Regions from separate parts of the Homo sapiens genome. Here region 2 is linked to region 1. Evidence: read pairs that join two places in POLR2A ChIA-PET (ENCODE). Cell type or tissue: GM12878. All regions are shown on one strand.

Region 1 (2,500 bases):
GGCTGAAGACAGCTGACTTGTCCAAGATCACACCACTTCCTGGGAAGCCTCTCCTGTACTCATTGGCTGGTAGAAGTAGCACAGACATATAAAAGCCAGGACTCTGGGAGGCCAAGGCAGGCGGATCACGAGGTCAGGAGATCGAGACCATCCTGGCTAACACGGTGAAACTTTGTCTCTACTGAAAATACAAAAACAAAAATTAGCTGGGCGTGGTGGCGGGCGCCTGTAGTCCCAGCTACTCTGGAGGCTGAGGCAGGAGAATAGCGTGAACCCAGGAGGCAGAGCTTGCAGTGAGCTGAGATCATGCCATTGCACTCCAGCCTGGGTGACAGCGAGATTCTGTCTCAAAAAAAAAAAAAAAAAAAAAAGCCAGGCCTCCTTGCCCCAACTCTGGACTCCTCTGATGGCTGCCCTAGAACTCCCCAGAGGGTCATTTCCACTGTGACTGTATTGCAGCTCCACTTTTCCTTCTGTCCAATTCCATGCCTTCCTGTCCCTTCCCTAGGCATTGATCCCAAGAGTACTTCCTAAAAACCTCCTGCACACTTAACCTCTGGGTAAGATCTGCTTCAGGAAATCTAACCTGCAACACCCTGGAAATCACTCCCTCCATTAGAGTGTCCTGTGAAACGGCCCTCTAGTTCTTATATATAAATAGAGGTAATATACCTTGGCTTACCTACCATAGAGTTGCTGTGATAATGAGCTCAGAAGGTAAAAGCACTCTGTCATCTGTGAAGTGCTATACAAATGTTCATTATTATTACTAATAACACCAGCACACTGACTATAGGTAAACTAGTTCATGCTGCCAAAGAAAGGTCTTCGTTGTCTTGGTTCTAGTCCTGCTCCTGTGTCCGATACAGCTTTGATCATGTTATCTCAAACAATATACACAGTCAAGTGTATATATTAGCTCTGGGCCATATTTAGCCAACTTCTTTTTCAGTTCCCTCTCATGCACATCCCACATTCTGCCCAAACAGTCCCCCTGCTACTCAAACCTGCCCTGCACTTTGTCACAGCTAAGCTGGTGCTCACACCACCACTTCCTCTTTAATGCCACTGGCTTTGCCTGTTGAAATTCTGTCTACTATTTAAGTCTCATTGCAATGACTACATGTTAGAAAGTGTCTCCTTCTAGCTATGGACCAACAACTCTCCTTCTTTCCAGAGCACACTTTCTAGAAGCAATCCACACTGAGGGTTTCCCCTGCCTACCTCCTAGGGGTCCCTCAAACTACCAGTCTGTTCTGATCCACTGCTCTTACTTAGGTCACCTCTCAGTTGCCAGATCAAGTCAATGGCAAAATATCTTACTTGACCTCACTGCAGCAGTTAAGACTGTTGACTATTCTTTGTTCTATAGAACTCTCAGCCCTTAACTTGTGAGATACCACTGTTTCTTTCTCTCCTGGTTCTTCTCATACTTCTGATTGTGCCTTCTCAGCCTCCTTCTATTTTCACTCTTACAAACCAAACCGCAAGAGTGCACACACAACCCTCTGCCGCTCTCTCATTATTTGCCACTCCCACGTATAAAGCTTTAAAATCAACCTGTATGCTGACAATTCCTGTTCGGACCTGATTACGACCTTTCATGAATTCCAAAATCAGGCTACCTGCTGCTTTCTGCACATATTTATTTACCTATAAACCACACAGGTACAAACATATTCCAAACTGAACTCACCTTCATTCTCACCCACTCCCAAGAGACATGAATGACATTCAAAGAACACCCATGCCCATTAAGTTTGGGCATTGTCCCCAAATATGCCATGCTCATTTCTACTTCTTCACTAACTCCCCTCCTCTCTACTTGCCTGAGACTCAGTATTCCTTCCTTCCAGCCACAGCTCAAGTGCTAGCTCCTTCACAAAGCTCTCCTAGCCTCTTTGGCCCAGACTGTTTTCCACTTTTGTTGTGTCAAGTGCATTGTAAACAGGTAAGAGGCATAGTAACTTCGGGTAATGAAGTTGGAAACTCCTTTATGTTTTAAAGAAAAGTTTCTCCATGACTGGTAAGAAGATGCATACATAATACAGTACTTACAGACCTTGACCAACGGGCAAATGGCCAAGAAAGAAATCCTCTAAATGACCGCTGATCCAGCAAGACACCACTCCAGGTATTCCCCGGAGAGATTCCAAGAAGGATCAACTCAGCACCACTAGCTTCCAGCCACTCTTGATTTCTTGAACATTTTTTTGAATGCTCACACCTCATGCTGTTACTTCTGCCTAAAATGTCCATCTCGTTCACTCTTGCTTTCTTGTAGGTTGAGCTTCCTCATCCACTAAGGCTTAGCCCAAATGTTCCTTCCTCTGTGAAGCTTTTTAACTCCCTCTGAACTTCCCATGAATTTATTTCCTCCTCTTCTTTCTGCCCAGGTAATTTGTTCCTACTCCTAGTATAGCACTCACCAAATCACAGTATAGTTTTACATCTGGGCCCCTGAAAGTCTCCCTGGTAACTGAGGGCAGGGTGGACAACA
Region 2 (2,500 bases), 430 kb before region 1:
CTTTGTGTCCTTTTAAACCAGAAATTACCCTAATACAGCACTCCTTCTATAATTACCCATGGCCTCCAACACTTTCTCACCTCTAAAGTGGTTTCAGTGTGCTACTCTGGAATGACACATTATATCTAGATTTCAGCAAATATTCATTTTTTTTATACACAGAGGTAGTCGATGCTGCACTCTGCATTTCTTTCCATATACCCCTTTTGTGTATTTCTAACTCATACTTTGAGTAGAAAATGGGAAAAAATGTTTTCCTCCTATAATTTCCCCTCCCCCAGAACCATCCTTTTTCCTCTTTCCCTCCTGCTTTGAAACAGCTACTGAGCTGCCAGCAGAGGATTCTATTAAGATGAAAGCTTTGTCCTTGCAGAGGCAGACAAAGGGCTCTAAACAGAGCCTGCTCTCCAGTGTCTAGGAGAAGAGGTTACCATTCTGTCACAATGGTCTCTCCCATACCTTGCCCCCAACAACGCCCACATCTACCTCTCAAATATCTCGTTCTTATTGCTCCAGTTTATGGCAACGACAAAAACACTAAAAAAAATACTGATTCAAATATAATAAAGATGAAAACACACAAATAACTTTTACACATGTTGTCTCATTTTGTGAAGCTGTCTTGGAAAAACCCTCGAGTTCTGTGGGGGAAATACTAGTATTCACTCTTTCTTTTGTTCATTCATACCTGCACTTTTTTTTTTTTTAAGACAGAGTTTTGCTGTCATTGCCCAGGCTGGAGCGCAGTGGCGTGATCTCGGCTCACTGCAACTTCCGCCTCCCGGGTTTAAGCGATTCTCCTGCCTCAGCCCCCCGAGTAGCTGGGAGTACAGGTTTGTGCCACCATGCCCGGCTAATTTTGTATTTTTAGTAGAGACGGGGTTTCTCCATGTTGGTCAGGCTGGTCTCGAACTCCCGACCTCAGATGATCCACCCGCCTCGGCCTTCCAAAGTGCTGGGATTACAGGCATGAGCCACCGCGCCCGGCCCACAGCACATATTTTTATGTAGAGATACTGTGTGCCAAGCAAGATATTAGGCACTACATAACAATGGCAAAAAAGGAAGTGTTCCTCACAAAGCTTATTGTCTAGCTGGGGAGACAAATGAGTAAGTAGGCAAATATGATTTATTCAGAATGTACCAATTCGGGTATGCACTTATGGAACCCAAGGTCATTGTAATGGTATTCAAAAGTTGGAAACTATCTAACAATAATAAGTGTTAAGTTACTATTACTTTTGAAAGATATATTAGTGATATACTTTTTATTATTATTATTTTTTAGACAGAGAGTCTTACTCTACAGCCCAGGCTTTGAGTGCAGTGGCATGATCATAGCTCACAGCAGCCTCAAATTCCTGGGCTCAAGTCAACCTCTCATCTCAGCCTCCCAAGCAGCTAGGATTATAAGCACATGCCACCATGTCCAGCTAATATTTTTAAAAAATTTCTGTAGAAACGGTCTCACTCTCTTGCCCAGGCTGATCTCAAACACTTGTTCCCAAGATCTTCCTACCTTGGCCTCCCGAAGTGCTGGAATTACAGGCATAAGCCACCACACCTGGCCTTAATGACATAATTTACACTAAATGTTTTGAGAGGGAGGGAGAGAAAAGCTGAAAGCCAGAATGCTAACTGGAAGAAATATATTAAAAAGTTGAAAGGACTTATCTCTGTGAGATGGGATTTTTCTCCTTTTCATGTTTCTGTATTTTCCTAATTTCCTATGACAAGTATGTGTTACTTTTATAATTAAATTAAAAAACTGTAAGGTGAAAAATGTAAGATTGTTATAAGTATGCTGGCACCCAGTGATGGTAATATTTATCTTCAAATATACCTTAAGCTAAAATGTATCTTTCTAATGAAATTTTAGTTTTTAAATGTTCCTTTATAACTTTTCTTTCAATATTTTATCTATAATTAGCTTCCTGGTTTTAAAATTTCACATTTAAGGAACAACTTTCAAATATGTGCCTATGTATTCAGAGATATTTACAGTGCTTTTGTACATTATGTCATTTAATCCAGACAGTAATCCCATGAGGTTGGTGTTGTTATCACCTTTTTACAGAGGAAAAGCAAGGTTCAGAGATATTAAGGAACCAAAATCACAGTTAGTGGGTAGCAGAGACAGAGCTCCAATACAATTTTTTCAAAACTGGAAATTCAGAGTTTCCTGCATTTCACAATGGTGCCTGTTATGTAGCTCTGAAATGATTCCAAACACTTACATAGATTGCTACGTGTGACATATGTTTTGCTGTGATAAGAACATGGAGTGTAATCCCCCTCCACATGGGAATGTTACGTTGCGATGTTATAGGACCAACAGATTCATATGCCTGCTGTGCAGTGACAGACAGGTACAGAGATAGCAGGGTTTGCAGCAGAGAAAGAGTGTAATGATCACAGGGCACCAAGCAAGGGGATGGGAGGAGACCCTTAAATCCATCTCTCCGAGAAGTTTCTAGCTGACGTTTTTCAGGGGGTCATG

The links. Peaks named below come from ENCODE experiments on the same cell type or tissue, not always from the same donor. Only the 100,000 strongest peaks of a DNase experiment are listed, where the experiment ranks them.
Region 2: POLR2A ChIA-PET joins it to region 1 with 5 read pairs; 2 of 35 experiments call an interaction of 5 or more read pairs at or near these places.

The regions. Positions count from the first base shown.
Region 1 is chr12:77,059,612-77,062,111 of GRCh38, forward strand. All of the region lies in intron 2 of E2F7 (E2F transcription factor 7), which reads right to left. Among named protein-coding and RNA genes, the nearest start is that of E2F7, 4.7 kb to the right of the region's middle. RefSeq lists an enhancer at 1,093-1,172. In GM12878, no CTCF peak of the experiment used is centred here; DNase peaks (open chromatin) are centred at 1,020 and 1,440; H3K4me3 peaks cover 2,139 bases; H3K27ac peaks cover 2,500 bases.
Region 2 is chr12:76,633,999-76,636,498 of GRCh38, forward strand. It overlaps LOC105369851 (a long non-coding RNA gene), which reads right to left. Exons shown (of 2, transcript XR_945115.3): 2 at 2,121-2,500. Among named protein-coding and RNA genes, the nearest start is that of OSBPL8, 75 kb to the left of the region's middle. RefSeq lists enhancers at 74-727, 728-1,380, 2,169-2,500. In GM12878, no CTCF peak of the experiment used is centred here; no DNase peak of the experiment used is centred here.